Linked DNA regions of Homo sapiens: region 2 is linked to region 1. Evidence: chromatin loops called from intact Hi-C (ENCODE). Cell type or tissue: PC-3. All regions are shown on one strand. Links, peaks and the distances in the headings refer to the core of each region. The heading gives the core; the rest is flanking DNA.

Region 1 (10,360 bases), core at 1,610-9,609:
CTTTATAAACTTTTAAAATTAATATTATAAGTTTTTGTGTAAAAATGTTTTAAAGAAAATTGGAACATTTATAACTATAAATATAGATACTATAACTAAATATAACTAAAATTAACAAAAAAAGTAAACATTACTTAAGACACCTGTATGAGTCAATGGGATATTAAGAGTCACAGCTGAATTAATATAAAATAATTGATATAGCCATTTCACAATGTATACATATATCAAAACGTCATGCTATATGCCATATATATATACACAATTTTTGTCAATTAAAAGTTGATTGTATTACTATGCTTTATAGCATTATATATCTTATATATTATTTTGTATTTGCCAAATATTTAAAACAGTATTTTAATACCTAAAAGTGTATTGAAGAAAGAAGAAAAAAAAACTAAAAGAAAATCTTGAAAACAGGAAACCTCATCTGTGTCAAATGTTGAAGCTTTTGGAAATGGGAAATAAATATTTCTAAAATTCTGGAGACCATTGTCTGCAGTCTCCAATAGCTTCTTTTTTTAATTAAAAGATAAGATAAACAAAACAGTAAGCTAAAAAATATAAAAGTACTAAGGCAGTGCATTAGAGTAAAACTAAACAAGCTTTAAATAATTGGAACCTTGAATTTGTTGCACATTACCCAGTATATAAAGTGATTGAAATAAATCATTCAGCAAAAAGCATGTCCTTCATTTTAAATTAATCCAAATCACGATTAGCATTAGTTATTATGAATGCTGAATAAGAGATGAAATATTGTAGAGTTACATTTTTTATTGTCAATTTTCTCTATTAAGCAGAATAAACCAGAAACATCATCTATGAGTGTACCTTTGTCAAATATTTACAATTTTAACAAATGCATGTAGTTTTCCTTACATTTCTGTCAGAGAAATCATGTTCACTTCACTGGGAAATTTGCCTTTTTCCAATTCAAAGCTCTAGGCATGACAGCTTAGCAAGATTATCCTATAATTACAGAAATTACTGACAACACCCCATTGTGCCAAAATCTGTTGTCTATGTTCAGATTCTAAATTTCAGAAGTGCAGCCATTTATTCAACGCTGCAGCTGTTTAAACCATGAAGCAACCATTTAAACCTTGAAGCAGATCATTTTGATCATTTTGACATTATCTAGAGTTCTTCCCAACTGCACCCAACTGGTATGTCTTTATATGTTCCTCCATCATCTGCTTTTTGGATCATTGTCTTTAGCAACCTGTAAACGATACCTTATTACTTCACAATAAGTGGATTTGCCTATACTCCATATTGGGGTGGTTAGGCCAGGTAGACATGCTCTAATGAAAATCTCAAATCAGTAGGAGCCAATGAAATCACAGTATAAGGAGAGTTGAATAATTGAGTAACTGCAAAAAAGTCAAAAATGATTGTTTTTACTGAAATAGTCAAGTTTAACTGTTTGTTTGACTTTATCATAATAGGATCATTGCAAGAGTAATTATGGCTTCGGATAATCCTTTGATGTATAATTTAGAAATTCAGATATTTGAATTTTTGTTTTAAAATTTTAGTCTTTTCATATTGTATTATGTAACTATATTAATTTAATTCCAGATTAAATTAAGGTGAATAATTTTATTTTTATTTGAACACACCCAGAAAGTATATTTTTAGTGTGAAATGTCAAAGTTTTTTTTTTTTCCTATTTCCTGCTTGAAAATAGTTTGCAGGTTTGGTTGACATTTGATATAAAGTAATTTCTATAGTTTGAGGCACAAGTGAACTTCAATTTTAACTTGTAATGATTATACATGTTTATGAAAAATGATGTGAAATGTAGAACTGCAATCATTGTCTGCATTTTCCAGTCTTTGGCAGGCATAAATGCCTTTTTATTTAGAGGATTTTCCATGCCTTTGGGTCACTTAGATTCCAAATAATGTAAACTGGTATATTTTTATTTGGTTACATCAGTAGCCCAAAGGCAGTGACTATGAGACTATGAGCTTTATTCAAAATATCATATTTTGCATGAGCTTTGCCTACAGATTCTTGGAACAAAATGGTAACATATCATGAATAGAGGAATAAACCATTCTGGAAGAATGGTCTGGCTTAGGGCTGACACACTCAAGGAAGAATGGGAAAAGGGCAAAGTTACGGTATTTAAGATCACAATGCAATCTCAGGCTGATCAGTGGTAGTTAAATTGTTAAAAGGCACAATCCAGTTTGTGGGTGCTTAGCAGCAAATGAAGTACTTCTAATTAGGCTGGTAGTTCTGTCTTGGATTCAAAAGGAGCTCAAGAAGTTTGAAATAAAACCTCAGTCATTAGCCAAAAAGGACTGGGACAGGACCCATCTCCTAAAAGAGAAGATGTTTGCAAGTTTTAAGGATTCTAGCCAAACTGGTTGCAGTTTAAGGGGTTGGTATCAGAGGTCTACTGGAACACAAACTAGAAAGTGAGGCAAAGCTCAAATATATAGAACTGCAGAAAAAAATACTGGGTTTTAGAAAGACAGCTATGGAGAATCCAGCTAACTTTAGATCCCTCTTGTTACCCAGGAGAAAATCTGTCAATGTGATTCTCATGGGTTTGGTGGTAGAAGGGCCTGGAGCCTCCAATTGAGAGTCTTCAGTTACTAGTGATGAATAAGCAGAAAAGGAATCACATGAGGACTCTAGAATAAATATTTTCAACTCAGTCAACCAACTGGTTTTACAAATTTTCTTTGCATTAGTTTGATTAATTGGCTGAATTAATCCTTTAGAATAGTTTGAGGACAGTCTGAAGTACATGATATTTTCTTCTTCAACATGATCTTGAATGCTAAACCTTTTTTCATTTAAAGTTTTACTATGTAGTAGAGTCTGCTTGATGTTAAGCAGATTTTTAAATATTTGGGTATGCCAAAACTAATTATTCAATTTAGTGAAAATATTGTAAAACATTCAGTTTTGTGAAGAAAAATTTTTGGAACGAGGTTGGTGCAAAATAATTGCAGTTTTTGAGTTATTGAAATTTGCTGTTTGATATTGGAATATATTCTTAAATAAATGTGGTTATGTTATACACCATTTTAATGCACATTTCTTGCTGTCTGTTTTTTTCGCTAATGACTTACTACTTGCAGTTTAATTTATTTTAGACTATGGAAGTGATGTTAGACAAAAAGCAAATTTGAGCAATTTTCTTATCTGAGTTCAAAATGGGTTGTAAAGCAGCAGAGACAACTCACAACATCAACAATGCATTTGGTCCAGGAACTGCTAATGAATGTACAGAGCAGCGGTGGTTCAAGAAGTTTTGCAAATGAGATGAAAGACTTGAAGATGAGGAGCATAGTAGCCAGCCATCAGAAATTGACAACAACCGATTGAGAAAAATCATCAAAGCTGATCCTGTTACAACTACCTGATAAATTGCCAAATAACTCAAAATCAACTATTCTACCATCTTTCGGCATTTGAAGCTAACTGGAAGGGTGAAAAAGCTCTATAAGTGGGTGTCTCATGAGCTGGGGAAAAATCGTCTTTTCAAAGGGTCGTCTTTTCATTTTATGCAACAACAATGAACAATTTCTCAATCAGATTGTGATGTGTAATGAAAAGTGGATTTTATATGACAACTGGCAGTGATTGGCTCAGACACTGGATTCAGAAGAAGCTCCAAAGCACTTCCCAAAGCCAAACTTGCACCCAAAAAAGATCATGGTCATTGATTGGTGGTTTGCTGCTGGTCTGATACACTACAGCTTTCTGAATCCAGGTGAAACCATTACATCTGAGAAGTACACTCAGCAAATCGATGAGATGCACCAAAAACTGCAATGTCTGCAGCCGGCATTGATCAGCAGAAAGGGCCCAGTTCTTCTCCAGGACAATGCCCAACCACATGTTGCACGACCAATGCTTCAAAAGTTGAATGAATCTGGCTGAGAAGTTTTGCCTCATCTGCCACATTCACCTGACCTCTAGCCAACTGACTACCACTTCTTCAGGCATCTCCACAGCATTTTGCAGGGAAAACGCTTCCACAACTAGCAGGATACAGAAAATGCTTTCTAAGAGTTTGTTAAATCCTGAAGCACAGATTTTTATGCTACAGGAATAAACATTTCTTATTGGCAAAAATTGTTGATTTTAATGGTTCCTATTTTGATTAATAAAGATGTGTTTGAGCCTAGCTATAATAATTTAAAATTCACGGTCTGAAACCACAATTACTTTTGCACCAACCTAAAAGTATAAAATACATTGAGGAAAGTGGCACTTCATCAGTATATAGCTAATGAATGTTCACAAACTGAACATGCCCTGATCAAGAAACAGAATATTACAGCTTCCCAAAAGGCAACTTCTAGTTACTAACTCCAAAGGACTAACTACTCTCCTGATAATAAATAAGATCTGTGTGCTTTGAACTTTATATGAAGTGAATCATATAGATATTCTTTTGTGTCTGGTTTTTTTTTTTGCTTAATATTATGCTTGAGAGATTCCACAATGTTGCCTTAGTCATAGATCATTTATTACTAATTGTATACAGTGTTCTATTACATAACCATATTAAAATTTTTCACCCCAACTGTTAGTAAGAATTTAGGTAGTTTTCTGCATGGATGCTATTATTTGTATTGCTGCTCTAAATATTCTAGTACATCTTTTGGTAAACCCATATACAGATTTCTGTGGATACTTTAAGTGGACTGCAGGGTCATGTATCAGTAAAACTTTTTAATGTGTCATCTGAAGTTTGGAATTTTTATCAGTTAGCCAATCCCAAAGATTTCCTATTATCACAGATATGTCACAGGTCTATTTTGTCCTTGCTGTGCATTATTTCCTTTGGCTTACTTTTTGCCAAAGTTTGTATGCATAGCGGTTTAATTATGTGCCTCCTTTCTTTGATATGTGTATATCTATCTGTCTATTTATCTATCTATCTAGATATGTAATTCCCTTGATATTAGGCTTGAAGTATAACTACTGGAATTTTAGTAAACAGATAAAGAACACAACAGTCTATTTTGTAGTTTTTAAAACTTATGCATTGGTCTGCTTAGTTTTTAGGCTTTTGCCAACAAATAATAGAGAAGAAATATTTATGTAACCTAATGTAAAATGGTTCACCATTTTAAAAGTTGACCATGTTAAAAGATGACATTTCCAAACAAGTAGATAAATGGGTATTAATTCACATAAAACATCATTTTGTTTATAAGAGGATCAAGCTCAAACTTTTAATTTTTGAGTTCCCCAGTGAACTTAAAATATAATTCTCATTTTATATAGGAGACTGGAAAGAATATTTATTGAAAACCTACTGTCCTCCAGACACTGTGCCAGCTACTTTCAAATAAATTTTCTTATTCAGTCCTCATAAAGTACACTGAAATTCTACTTACTGTCCCATTTTTCAGATGTGAGAACCTTAGCTTTGTTAAGTAACTTGCTGAAGGCTATGCAGCAATTAATGAAGTGGATATTGAATCCAAACTGGACCTGTGGGAATACAAAGCCTATGCTCTTTTTCACATAATGTTTTATATCTAGCTTTCTAAGATTCTGTTTATTATATAACATAATGGAGTAGATGGATGAATGCCTATCTATAGAAAAATGTTTTTATAAATAAAATTGTGTCCCTAAATGAGTAGCATGATTAAAATATTTGACTGAGGACATGAAAACAGAATTTGATGATTTAATTACATATTTTATTATTTCAGTAGAACATAGGGAGGTTGTATTTTAAGTGTCCAACATTTTGGAGCTGAAAAACTTTTTGCCTTAGTGTCTGCCCCACTCTTGACCATTTCACATTCCATTCCTGTGACCGACTAATGTGCATGACTATGACGAACACTTGGCAGCCTCACTGGGAGGGGCCTGTCAGTGTGAGGATTCAACTTGTCATTAAACTGGGGCCTGGAGCCAAGGACTGAGTGCATTCTGAAGACACTGCTCCAAGCTTCACCACCCTATTGGCCAAGGAACAAGTGGAAATTGTACTTGTGAATTTATCATAAATTATTTTTTTTAAATGGAGCATTTTAAATGAGACAAAGAAAATGCATTCCCTCTGTAATGGAATCCCACCCTATTGCAATCTGAATTTGACTTGATAAATAATGGGACAGGCTACTGAAGGAGATTACAAATTGTGTCTCTCATGGGGTTCTTAAGGAGAGAATAACCATCCATCCAGGATGAGTCCAAGGTGTCTATGAATCTGAGAAGCCCAGGGTGTTGAAAAGAGCATTTTGCTAAAAGTAAGGAGAAGTAGTCTTTGGTTCTCAGCTTTCCAGTAACCCTTATTGTGACCTTAAGCAAGTTGATTGAATTCTGAGTCCTCATTTCACAATGTTGTGATACTGCCATAGAGTGGAGCCCTTATCGTCTTCCAGCCCTATATATAAAAAATCAACTCTCCCTAAATTAGGATGAGAAGGTTGGACTAAAATGCATTCTGTAGCAAATTAGCTACATGGGCGATAAATAACAACTCTGTTACGGAAGTGTTTTGTCATATACTGGGGGAAAGTGAGCTGAACAAAATTTAGCATTTTTTTAAAAAAACAGTTAAGAGTTCTAGAAGCCTTGAACGTGTAAGAGATCCGTGTGTTTTTCAGGAGTGAAGAGGTATTCACTGTTTCTCAAACACACTTAACTGTGAACCCTGTTTTCTGCAACATATAATAGATCTGTTATTCTATGAAACAGCTTAATAGTCACAAATTTGAGCTATTAAACGTCCGACCTTGAAAATTCAGTGTGCCTGTTTTTATAAATATGTTTCTTTTCATACCTATCAAGGGAAACATGACAATTTATTTATTCATTGATTAGCACCTATTATGAACAGTGCTGAGTGTGGAGGATACATCAGTGAATATACTACAATAAAACAGGATTCCTGCCCACATGAAACTTATGTTTTAGGACAGGGAGATAGATAATAAGCAATTAAGTAATAACATATAAGTATGTGCTATGGGGAGAAATAAAGATAGAATTCTGTGTTGATCTTAGTGATTCATTTATAAACAATAGAATTCAGTAGAAGTGAAACTGCTTGATTTCTGAAGCTAGGTCAGGAAAGGCCATGCTACTCTGGCTGCTTTGCTTGGAATGGCCATTCTCAAGAGATTTACAACATACTGTGAACTAAGAGACTCATGCTGGCTGCTGTACATATCATCTCTGTTCAGAAATCTCTATTCAAGACCTCAGATTTTTCAGACAGCATGAAATTGGAGCAAGAGTTATTTGATTACTTCACATGGCTAAAAAAATTAAGCTGTGGTAAACGAGTCATTCCCATAAGAGGCATAAACCTCTCAGTATAAGAAGTTGAGTTTAATTGACTGGTTACCTCTATGCAGTGCTAGATAAGCATGGTTCATTTTGTTTTACTGACTATATTTCTTTCTGTTCTATGTTTATTTCCAAATTTTGAGATAAATAGTTCTTTTAAAAATCCCAAATGCCATTAATTTTGTTACCATAAAATATTTCTTTACACCTGAAAGCCATCCTGTTTCTTTAAGGTGAATTTTAATATAGCTTATCTTATACCATTACTTCAATATTCAGATTCCTAATATTCTAGAAACCAATGATCTCTACCCTCATTACTGAAAAGGATGGAACATTTGTACTTACATGGGATATTAAGAGGGTATATTTTCTAAAAGTACCATGACATCAGTAAGTAGGACACAGTTCCAAATAAATCTATAAAATGGTACATTTATTTTTAATTTATTTTCTTTAAAATTGACATGAGAAGCAGAGGCAATTCACAGAATATAAATGTGACTTGTGATAACATTGGTCTTTATAATATAACTAAGTCTTTGTTTGAATGAATATTTTAAAAGTTACTCTTAATAGCTTTGATGACAATTTATAGCATCCGTACCTCCTTTACTACTAGTCCCTATAATCAATCCAATCAACTTTTAAAAACTTAAAAACTTAAAATCTTCTTTCTCTAGGAATGTAATTTTCTGTGCCACTAAAATGCAAATCACTACACCTGTGCAATTATGCCATGGGTAGGGAGAGTTCTTTAGCCCCTCGATTCTAACGATGCATAGTTGTCACAGTCATTAGTAAGATAGTATAAGGTCTCTGCAAGACTTCAGAATCAATCAACCTGCAATTATGGCTGTATGTCTATTTATTTGTAAGCAGAGTCTTCATGTCTGATTATCATAAATGAGCTATTTTTTTGGCTGACATATGAGGAAGAAAGAATAAATGATATGACATTTAAAGAGGAAATTTATGCAGCCTATGCAGTTTTACACAATTATAAAATCTTTAAGGCGACAAACCTAGCAGATTATCCTGTCCATCACTCCAATTATGTAGGATTATTCTATATACAGTGTGTGTGATTTTATAGTAATTATCCTCTCGTTGCTTCATTTCGGGGGCTCATTCCATGAAATAAGAAAATTTTTGATTAGGACAAAACATACTTAGCTTTTTAGTATGAAATATATTGTTCTTAAAAATGTGATATTTTGAATACAGGGAAATTGGCATAATTGCACAAAATGCAGGTGGCCCTTAGGAAATACATAAAAATAGATTTTTAAAATTCAATTTTCATCAAACTTTCCTTTGTTGCTTTGGTATTCAGTGAGGTTGGAATGATTGTAAGTCAACCTGCCTGTACACTGTGCTTTATTCAGACACAGATTTTCCAAAGTTCATTGATTTCATGTTGGATCAGACTCAGATAGTTAACTTGTATCTGGGTCCACAAAGTTGCAGTCTTTTCCAGGGAAGATTCACTATTTGGCATGTTTATTCAGATTGGCTTGAAAAGAATAAAAATAAAATTATGGCCATAAAAACAAGTAAATATTTGAGCTGGAGAAGCATTGTGGACATGAGATGCAGAAGGGGAAGAAGCACAGTGTTCTAAAAGATGGTTATCGAGGTCAGAATAACTATCAATAACTATCACTGGGGTCAAAAGAGGTTAAAGAAGGAGGTTTGGATGGAGATTCTAACCATTAAAATGGCATAAATGGCACAGCATAAATAGTTTTATGCTGTGCTGCCTGTGGATGGGATATAGTTGATCAACCCAGAGAAACGTACAAGATCAGATACCCTTAAGTCAAAGCTGAAAAATACCTTAATTGCTAACACATTTTATTGTGAAAATTAGCCCAGGTATTTATAATATTATTTTATACTACAGGAATACCTAAACATGGCTTCTAATAAGTAGTGACAAATGTAGAAACATTTTGTTGGTCAATTTTTAGTTCAATTTCTTCCTAAGCTGAACTGCTGTGCACATTTTTCCCTCTTTCCAATGGTGTTTCTGATGTAGCCTGCTCTTTATTTCATGACTACTGTATTATTTTCTTCCTTTACTTATTCATTTCCAGTGCATACTGGAAATGTGTATTGAGAATATATAATATACTACGTACTGAGAGCACACAATATACTTCCAGAACATTTGAATCAGTCACTGGGAAAGTAATGGATGAAGTGAAATGCTTTCTGTCCCTCTAGAGTTTAAAATTCTAGTAATAAAGACAGGCATTAATCATGAGGCTGACATGACAAAACGTGACTTTCAGTTGTTCTGGGAGAAGACACATTAGTGCTTGTTGTAGTATATTATTAATACATTAATAATATTAAGTTAACATTTATGAAGAGCCTATTCTGTGCTGGGTACTGTGTTAAAGGCTTTACATGCAAGAAGAAGCTTAATCTTCACTACTTCTCATGATACTATTAGATAGGTAGAGTAGTTATGTTCATTTCTAGATGAAGGAATTGAAACAAAGAGATGAAATAACTTTTCAGGTATGCATAACTTGTAACATTCAAAGGCAGAATTTGAATTTACAATAGGTAGAATAACATTTCTCCCTTCTGTCTACCCATTCTCCCTGGCTTTTTCCCGCTGTCAAAGGACAAACTAATCAGAATGAGTGCATGGTTTATTCTGAGGCTGGTTAGTACCTTGGATAGCTCCCAGGGCAGTTTTCAGATGAAGCCCAATGCCTCATTGGGTCTTTTATTTCCAGAGCATCCCAGGTATCTGGTAGAATTTGCCTCCCCCTTGCTCTCCTTGCAGTGGGTCTCTGAACATTAAAGAGGCTCTGCCAGTTACATTTAGTAACTCATTCATCAACACTTATTATCTGGAAAACGTTATAGTGGAAGGGTGAAGGGAGTACATATGGAAGCCTATAGGCCAATATAGGGTCTGAGATGAGGGCGCTTTCTTTTCATTCTCCTCTAATACCTCTCTCCCCCCTAACACAAACATCATCTGTTAGAAGAGAAAGACAGGCCTTTTTAGCTAGTAAGGTATTCTACAGGGATTTAATGACCCCAG
Region 2 (10,360 bases), core at 896-8,895, 160 kb after region 1:
CTAATAACTATTGATATGGATGGACTGAAATGATTAAACATAATATGAGTAAAAATGACTGAAACTGTAATAGATTTTTGAAGATTATTTGTGAGGCTAGGTAGAAACCATTTTATGTTACAGAATGTTTCCATTGTTAATAAGACCAAAGTATCTCAGAACTAACAGAAGTGTAGTTTCTCTCCCTCTGCCTTAGTAGAAGATGTGAAAGTGCCATGACTATCTGACGTCGAGAGCAAAAGGCCACGAAAGGGCCAGTAGTGATGTTATCAATAAGGTATTCTGTGGAGATGGGGAAGGATTCAATATAATACTTCCTGAAACACTGAAGAACATCCTAAATTCATCTCTTTCTAAAATAAGGGTCCTTGTTCTGTGGCCATAAATGGGAGTGAATCTGTGGCAGGGTGTTAATATTATTTTTTAGGGTATGTTTTCCCACATGGGTTTTTGTTCTGATAATCTGTTCTTGTTCTGCTCTGGGAATCTATCATTATGAATAAATACTTAAAATCTTCCTTTTTCAGTTTCATTATTTACATCTGGACATTGGATCTCATTTACATTTGTTTATGTCAAAAGGACCTAAAATTCCTGAATTTGGAATATGATAATTTCAGCTTCAAATGTTATCAGAACCATAGAAAAGTTTCACCCCTTCAGAGATGAGGGCAAGTTAGAGAAAGGAGTGCACTGAAATGTCAACCCAGACTTTGGACTATGCGAGGATAGCCTGCTGCATGTGCTGTTTTCCAGGTTTGTCCCTCAATCTGAACCTGTGTTTTGAATTATTTTTCCCCTAGATGTGTTAGTTCTTTTTTCCAAGTTGAACCTATTTTATTTTCTTTGCTAGGGCTCATTTTATTATTCCAACATTTCCCATTTTAGTATCATCTGCAGAATTCATTAAGACCCTGTTTACTCCCTTGCTGAGGTCTCTGAGACAGAGCTGGACAGGGCTTGGGGTCAGACTGTGCATTCCCTCTCTTCCATGCAGCCCCCAAAACTGTCTCTGACCCATGTAAATGAGGATCTAATCTCCTCCAAGATTTCCCTATGGAATGTGACTTCTTAGGTTTTCTTATAGCATAAAACTCAAGTGGAAAATGGAAAAGATAATAACAACAATATGTTTCTCTTTGCTGCCTGAGAATAAAGCACTCAACAAACAATTATTAATTCAGCACGTGTCCAGACCTTGGCTAAGTAGCATGAGTGATATAAAGAAGGAAAAGCTTTAGTGCCCTCTCGAGGAAGTTATCATCTAGTTTAGAGGAGGAAGCATACACACACACACACACACACACACACACCCCTACTCCTGAAACAATGAAAGGACAAAGCACCATGCACAAATACACTGACTTGAGAGATGCAGAACAGAATTGCCCAAAGAGTGAAAAATAGCCACATGGATTATAAAGCTCAGGAAATATTTGGCAGAGGAGAGATTATCTCCCAAGCATTTATTTATAAATAATTTTTGTTCTGCTGCAGATATTTACTGGGCATATACTATATGGAAGAAATTCTCCTAGGAGAAAGGGAGTATATACAAATCTTATGCCATCACTAAGCTTTTAGCTGACAAGAAACAAAGAATATCACTATACAGTGTGATAGGAGCTAGCATGACTTTTCATTGCGGGTTGCTTTTCCAGATACTAAAAGTCCACAAAGTAAGACGTGATCTGCATGGGTTACTAGATTCACAATTAATTTATTGATTCGTTCATTCACTTACTTGTCCTAAGCATTTACTCTGTGCAATACATTAGGCTAGATGTTATGTAAACATGAAGAATTGGACTTGGACCCTGACTTCACAATTTTAGTCTCACATGGACAAATATACCTGAAAATGCATAGTGCAAAGTAGAAACTGATTGCCATATTTTTATCTGAAATGTGGCTTACATTTCAGTTAGCCACAGAAGCCTAAGAGAGCAATTCAAAAACATATTTGTTATATGGAAAGAAGGTTTTCATTAAAAGTGCTGGCAAGAAGTGAGACCATCTTGGGGACTTAGGAAGGAACCTGGCTTTACTCTGTGAGGAGGAGAATGCAAGTATTTGAAATGTCTGAATAGCATGATTAATATTCAGGAAAGTAAAACAGCAACAGTAACAGGAGTAACAGCTTATGCATTTGGGACTTACTCTAGGTCAAGCTCTTCAAATTGGAGAATCTCATTTAATCTTCCCAATAGTCCCACAAGATAGCTATTATTATTTTCCATATTTCACATAAAGTAATCTAAGCCTTAGAAATGAACAAGGTCTGACCCAATTAGGGCGGCTAAGTGTGAACTCAAACTCAGGCATCTCTAAGTCTAAATCAAAATGTAAGAAGTAGGAGTTGCCATGGGGATAAAGGGATTTTACTTTGAACAATAGCCCAAGGCAGTGTTTATTAACCTTAAGTGCACATTAAAAATACTCGGGAGCTTAAAAATATCTTTGTCATAATCTAACATGATGAGAATCTTGGGATGTGGGTCTCAGGCATCGGATTTTCTGGAGGCTCCCCAGGTGATCCTAGCAGCCAGCCAAAAACCAAATATCTTTAGGTCTTCTGCAGAGCAAAAGAGAAAAACAAATATTCTAAAAACAAACAATAATTTTATGTCTATTTATACAGATACTTCCTGACTTACAATAGGGTTACATCCCAGAAACTCATCATAAGTTGAAAATATCATAAGTTGAAAATGCACTTAATACATGTAACTTATCAAACATTATAGCTTAGCTTAGCCTAGCCTATTTTAAACATGCCCACAACACTTACATTAGCCTATAGTTGGGCAAAATGATCTAACACAAAGCCCATTTTATAATAAAGTGTTGAATATCTCATGTATGAGTATAGTAACACATATAGCTAGCCCTGGAAAAGTACAAAACTCAAAATTCTAAGTATGGTTTTCACTGAATATTTATTGCTGTTGCACCATCATAAAGTCAAACAATTGTAAGCCAAACCATCATAAATCAGGGACCATCTGTATAGTCTCTGTAGTTACACTTAGAATTCATACGCACATCTACAAGTAAATATTCTGAGAGCTGAAACCTACTCCAGAAATATCAAATTCCTTGTTGCAGGGGGTTGTCCTACAATAGGCAGATCCATATCGTTTAAACAGGTTATGACATTCAGCTAAGTGCTCCAAGAAGTCAAAAGGACTTTATCTTCCTTGTTCTAAGTCTGTATGGCATAAGTTTTTACAGCAGGACTCCAATGTTTATCTACAAATTATTGACAATACTTAATTATTGATTAAGTAGAAAGAATGGCTACTTTATTTTGAATCTGGAGAGGTTTGAAGGCACAAGATCAACTGAAAGGTCTGTAGGTGAGAGAGAAATCCTCTTTGTTAGCAATGTCACTTAAATACTGAACTCCCTACAATGGCCGTTTCATGCTTTACCAATTCCTTTCCTCAGCACGCACCTCAGAGGCGCACATTACATTAGATCAAGACAAAAAGTTCAAACACGTAAGAGCTCATGTGTGAGAAAAATGTCTGTTCTGAATACCATTAAGCATCCAAAGATAAAAGAATATTTTCCTTACATACACTGTCTTGGAATCTCAAAACAAATCCTGATCTTATCAGTTGACAGATAAAGTAGAGGAGTTATAGCCATACATATCCAGAAATATACTGGAAATAGGGAAGTAGATAGGAACCTTTCTACATTGGGATTAGCAAATTTTAAAGTTTCAACAACTCTTTTTCTTAAAATTTTGCTTGGTGTTTAAGAAATTGAAATCTTACACCTGGATGGAAGTGAGGGATAAGGGATAATAACTGATAAATATGTCAAATTTATCAAATTATGTAAAATACAAAATGTCTTAAAATCCAATGCCAGCCTTAAAATAATACTTTTCTTTTAAAATACAGTCTTGTTTTCATGGAAACTACACATTTTCATAAAACCTGAAAATAAATTTAATATTTTAAAAGATGTCAATTAATTCATTCCAGTGAATTACAGGTTTTTAGATCCCACGCCAAAGGTTTTGCTTGACAATTGAAACTGGTTTATGGAGTATTATTGTAGGCCAGCTAAATCTAATGACCTTTCCTCCCTCCAAGTTTCAAGCCACAGATTTCAGGAACAGAGACCAATGAAATGTGTATCTTACATTCCAGCCAGCAAAAGTAGCAAGGAGCTTTTCCTGTGGCTAGTAAAGAACATGTTTCTTAATACGAAAATGACGGTTTTAGCACGGTAACACATAAAGTCATTTCCTGGCTTGTGTTTTACATGTGGCTTTCTATTATTATCTGATACACTGAATTTGCATCCTTGATACTTCTGACCTTCACCCTCACCCATATTTTAAATCTTTTCTTAACCTTTCCTCCAATAATGGATTTAGCTCTTTGCTTCTCAATTCTGACCAAAGTGAATGTTGAAAGAAAATGGAAGATGTGGGTCATGGGAGAAAATCTAAAAGGAAATTTCCTCTAGGGAAATTGAAATATGTCACTCATACTTTATTTTTTCTCAGGGCTCTAATATTAATTTCTGTGCCACCAAGTTGTCAATTGTCATTACTTTTTGTTTACAAATTGTAGCATCCCAAAGTTGAACCACTCCTTTATTTCCTGCCACCCATCCTTTACACTTAAGCCTACCATTTCTCAACATATAATCTCCAGCATTGCTCTCCTATGAAGTAAAATGGTTCAGAAACGGAGTAAATGAGTGGACATTGGATGAAGTAGAGTTAATATATTGTATATATTCTCTCTTGCACTCTTTTACCAGCTTTTAGTTTGACTTCTGTCTTCTTAAACATCTTGGCTTTATTCCTCCAAAGAGATGACGAGTTTATATTTATTTACAGTTTATAAACGGGCACATAGCACTGAAGATAATTAGTAAGGGCCATCATAACCAACTGAAATCTTAATTTACACAGAAATGGCTGAACTTAGATTTTACTTCACATATATCCTTTAATTAATACATCATTTTACTTGATGCTATGGTAGTTACTGTGGGATGTAACAATAAATAGGAGCATGGTACACAAAGAGTTTACAGTGTTATGGCTAGAGTTGGGTAATAAAATTACAACTTAAATATTATGTAGAGAAACAGTGTGTTATAATGGAAAGAATCCTGAACTAGATCATGAAGGAAGTCAGAGATAATTCCAACATCACCATTTCCCACTAGGACCCTGTTATTGATTAAATTATGTTCATCAAAATTGATGGGTTGAAACCCTAACCCTAATATGACTGCATTTGGAGATAGAGGTTTTAAAAAGAGGTAATTAAGATTAAATGAGGTCATAAAGGTGGGGTCCTAATCCAATATGATGAGTGCCCTTATAAGAAGAGGAAGAGGCACCAGGAATGTGTGTGCACAGAAAAAAAGGCCATGTGTGGACACAAGAACATGGGCATCTTGCAAGCCAAAGAGAGAGGCCTCTGGAGAAACCAACCCTGCTGGCACTTTGATTTTGGACTTCCAACCTCCAGAACTGTGAGAAAATAAATTTCTTTTGTTTAATTCACTAATTCTGTGATATTTTGTTACCTCAACCCCAGAAAATCACAGGGCCTTTAAGAAAATCACTTAAAATTGTCAACCACAACCTTCTTCTGAAACATTCTTTCCTCATATACTCTGACAATTTTTTGTTTGCTTACTCGTGACCTCTTTTCTAGGCAATATTTCCTCTGCCATTCTCATAAGGTATTTGCCAGGGATCTGCCCCAGGTCTTCTCTGCTTTTTGATTTTCACATGTTTCTAGGGGATCTTGCACACTCCCATGGCTTCAGGAATGACCTAGTTGCTGATAGATCTGCCAGATTTTTCTTAAGGCCTAGAGTTGTGTATCTAATTTCTTACTTGACATCTGTATTTCAGTATTTCAGCTGCCTCAAACTCAAAATGTTCAAAACCAAAGTGATCACTTTTCCCAGGTGAATTTGTTTGGTATTTCCCATTTTGTTAGAACCACCACCATCCTCTCAATTATCCAAGAAACCACCTTGGTCATCACCTTGGACTCCCTTTTTCCCTCACTCTCAAAGTCAACCAGTAACAAAGTTTCATGAATTCTACTTTAAAACATAAGTGTGTGTATTGATCTTCATCCTCAGGATCATGAAGCTCATGAAAGCCACCATATCCATATGATGGACTGTAATAGACTCCCAAATGGATCTTCTTGGAACCAGTCTTACCTTCTCAAATTCATTCTTCAGGCCAGGTGCGGTGGCTCATGCCTGTAATCCTAGCACTTTGGGAGGCTGAGGCATGTGGATCACGAGGTCAGGAGTTCAAGACCAATCTGACCAATATGGTAAAACCCCATCTCTACTAAAAATACAAAAATCATCTGGGTGTGGTGGTGCATGCCTGTAGTCCCAGCTACTTGGGAGGCTGAGGCAGGAGGATCACTTGAACCTGGGAGGCAGAGGTTGCAGTGAGCTGAGATTGTGCCACTGCACTCCAGCCTGGACAACAGAGCGAGACTCCGTCTCAAAAAAAAGAAAAAAAAAAAATCATTCTTCACTGTGTAGAAAGAGTTATTCTTCTAAAATGCAAATGTCGTTCCGATACCCCCCTTAGGAGGACGAAAATCTTTGATGTCTTTTGCTTTCAGGATAAAGATCCAATTTCTTGCTATGCCTTAAAAAGCATTGTCCTTAGTCAACTATGTAGTCTTATGCCCACCCTCCCAATCACCCTTCCAACTCCTTTGACCTCCATGCACTGCATGTTCAGCACAATTTTATTCTTTCAGGTCCTAGTGCCTGTCAGTTCTTACTTACCTCTGGACTTTCTTATGGGCTTTTTCCTTTATCTGGAATACTCTTTCCCCTTTATCTTGGATAATTCTTCCTCAAATATTAAGTCCAAATGAGACCACATTTTCTTCATTAACTGCCCCTTGCGGTAGATCTTGCCATGCTAGACAAGGGCCACTGCTATGTACACCAGCAATATTCTGGACATGCCTTACAATAGCATTTAATAGCTTTTTCTTGTATTTTTATCAGTTGCTTTCAGTAGCAGCTCACCATAATGTTGTTAGGGCCTCGCATCCTACATTTCTGGATGACTATTAAATATTTACTAAATGAATAAATAAATGAAATTCACTGAATCTGTAAGCAAGAAATACCAATGATGGTTCACTTTGTCCCAGCACAATTCCCATATGAAGACAAATGATATAAAACATTAAAAAAATTAAGAAAAAATTATCATGAAAAAATAGGGTAATAGTAAATAAATTTGGCCTTCAGCTAAACAGAGAGAGAAAATTCTATTTAACACAAACTGCATTTAATAGTGAAATAATTCCCAATTATCCTACATTTTAAAGCTTGTACTATCACACCTGAGGAAATTCTATTTATTTCTGAATTGGCATATAAACCTGTGCATAAATAATCTATTACATTTCTGTTTATTACATGATATTCACAGTGATATATTAAAATGTGATGATTTTAAATATATTGGTTATTTGGGAATTTTGACCCACAAATCTATAGCTATGCTGAGAAAGCCCTAAAGTAGAATTTTGCTTTATTTCAAAAAGTTTATTTTTCATGCTTCAATGATTTTCTTGCAAAATTCATTTAGTATTCATTGATTCTTGCATTTCTGAAAATCTTTCCAGAAGCATGATTTCCAGATTCTACTCTAACATTATCCTTTACAAATTTTACTAGATACTTTAATAATATTTGGATATTTCTGTATTTTTGACCTTTTCTCCACATGGGCTTGCATTATTTAATAAAATAATGAATTTTATTTGGAAAAGGTCTTAGAGGTTATCTTACAGAAATCCCATCTCCAGTTAGATGGTTTTCCAGCCTTAGCTTAAGCACTTCCGGGGATTTGGCACTCTTTTCTAAGGGAATTCTTTTCAGAGTTTAAAAGATTTTCTTTTATTAGTCTAAATTATGCCGCTATATTACAGACATCTACTTGCTGGTTCTAGCATTTTCCTCTGTAGCAAAACTGGTTGTCCATAAGGTAACACTTCCAATTTTTAAAATTAATTCAAGCAGTTTTGCATTAAAATAATGGATTTGAGGTGTTTGTTACTATAATTATTCTAATCTATGTCATTGTTTTCTAAATGTTCAATTCATATAATCAACTAATATACCTCATTTAATTTTTTTAAATTATAAGCCTTTGTCAGGAACCTCATTTGAATTTAAATTTCTTACCTGTATTTCCTCATATGCATGACCTTTTAATGTCAATATAATGTTGTTTTATGTGGATATCTCTTGTTCATTGTGTTCTGCATTCTAGGCTAAAAGTACTCAATTTTCAAATGAGTCTCATTACTTAGCTTTTGGTTTCTGCCATGTCCTAGCTGTTGTTCTCAGGATACTCTCTTGTTTGCCATTGTCTCTTCCAAAATGAACCTTCTAAAACCGGAGACAATGTTGTAAAGCTGGAATGACAATAACCAAACACACTTCTGAAACTGTCCTGAATTTGATATTATACATACAGTGAAAAAGTCATAGGCTTAGACAACTCTGTGTCTTCCTCTACATGTCTTAGCCATTGAGTGATATTTCTGGGACCAAAACCTGTAACACCATGTTTTAGCTAAGAGTCCATCTTTTATGACAAATAAGTTAGGTTCTCATTCCAAAGACAGCTTCAAATATACTGTTAGTTCCTCTATTTTGTAAGTAGTCTTCTAACTCCATGTGAAAAATTGTCAGTTACATTCAAACTTCTATTTTTGGCTTACCTAGCTGAGATAATTTTGAATCATAATTCTGTTGTTCGAATTCATACATATAGCTTTCCATCTGATTAAAATGTGAAATAAAATCAAGTCTGTTTTGGCTAAAATTATCCTGATTCACAAGACACTATTGATAATAAATGGGATGCAAAATTTTAGAACCTGCCAAACATTCACCCAAAAACTCTAAAATTCTACAAAGGTATTATTATAATTAACTGTTAAAGTGCCTTGCTTGAAAGTTATTTTCCTTAATAACAGACTACTCTCTTTTTGTCTTTTCTTAACATTATAGACTCTTCCCCTTCATTGTTCATCTTCTTGCTTAAGAAATGTCTACAAATACTTTTATATTGCTCCTATTACTCTTCACAAGTCTCAATTTGTTCTGAGCTTTATTCTATGGATGCCATTCTTAGAGGTACATGGTACTCTTTTGTGTCCATTTCTCCTTAGATAATTTTTAATCCATCTGTGGCACCTATTTGTCAAAAAGATCACTTTTGATCAATCTGATATAATTTTATTGCCTATATTTACTTATATTATTGGCAAAGCAAACACTAAGTTTCCAGATCAAGGACAGAGTGTTATCACTTATAGCAATAGCTACATTAGTTCTTGATGTCTCATACTTACCTCTTTGGGGTGATGCAGTGAGGGCCAGCTGAGCCATGTATGTGCAAAGAATTTTTTGCACTGCAGGAGAGAAAGCTCCAACTATGAATGTGGGAGTTAAATATAATCTACACAGTGCCCCCTGTCTTCCTGAGAAAAGGAGAGAAATCTTTGCTCCCTAATGTTTTAAGTCCTTTTGGAATGTAAAGGGATTTCATCCTTTGAAATGTAAACACCAAGAAGATAAAATATTTAAATCTTTTTCATGATCTTTCACTATTTGTTCAGTCATCTTTTAACTGCTAAGATTTATCCTTCAATCCAAATTCTAGCTTTCTTTTATCTTAAAGCTCTAACCATGTAGAAATATGAAAATATTCACTCTCCTACACTATCCATAATCCTCTAATCCTTACATATGGAAGCGCCAACTAAGAAAAATATACCTATATATTTAATAAGAAGAAATAATAACAAAAAGGTAAATCTCTAACAAAAAGGTAAATAATAACAGAAAGGTAAATCTCTATAGGGGAAAGAGTAAAAAATGTTTAAGATTATATTATTTGCTCTAATGATAAACTTGCTTCTAAGGGTGGGTTTAAGAAACCTTAATTTTTAGATGCCATTTTCTCATGCTTCACTGAAAGACTGATTAATGCACATTGGGCATAATTAATTACTGGAAGAGATGGTGAAATCCTTCGCTGCTTCTCTTCTACACTTCCCTTAGCATCTTATCAAAACTACTATGATTGTCTTATATTTATACTCACATCTATCACCATTCTGTCTACAGCAAACAGATATATTTTTTTAACTCTCGTGATCTCTAAAATATTTAACAATTTTTTGGTACACTTATTTTATTTAATATTTTTTGAGACAGAGTCTAGCTTTGTCACCCAGGCTGGAGTGCAGTGGCATGAACACAGCTCACTGCAGCTTTGACATCCCAGGCCCAGGTGATT

The links. A loop is a pair of places that touch in the nucleus more often than their neighbours do. Peaks named below come from ENCODE experiments on the same cell type or tissue, not always from the same donor. Only the 100,000 strongest peaks of a DNase experiment are listed, where the experiment ranks them.
Region 2: it touches region 1 in a loop (2.3-fold over the local background); 1 of 110 quality-filtered maps calls a loop at or near these places.

Annotation. Positions count from the first base shown.
Region 1 is chr6:80,762,157-80,772,516 of GRCh38, forward strand. No RefSeq gene overlaps it. Among named protein-coding and RNA genes, the nearest start is that of BCKDHB, 660 kb to the left of the region's middle. In PC-3, for the core only: no CTCF peak of the experiment used is centred there; a DNase peak (open chromatin) is centred at 5,855.
Region 2 is chr6:80,921,028-80,931,387 of GRCh38, forward strand. No RefSeq gene overlaps it. Among named protein-coding and RNA genes, the nearest start is that of BCKDHB, 820 kb to the left of the region's middle. In PC-3, for the core only: no CTCF peak of the experiment used is centred there; no DNase peak of the experiment used is centred there.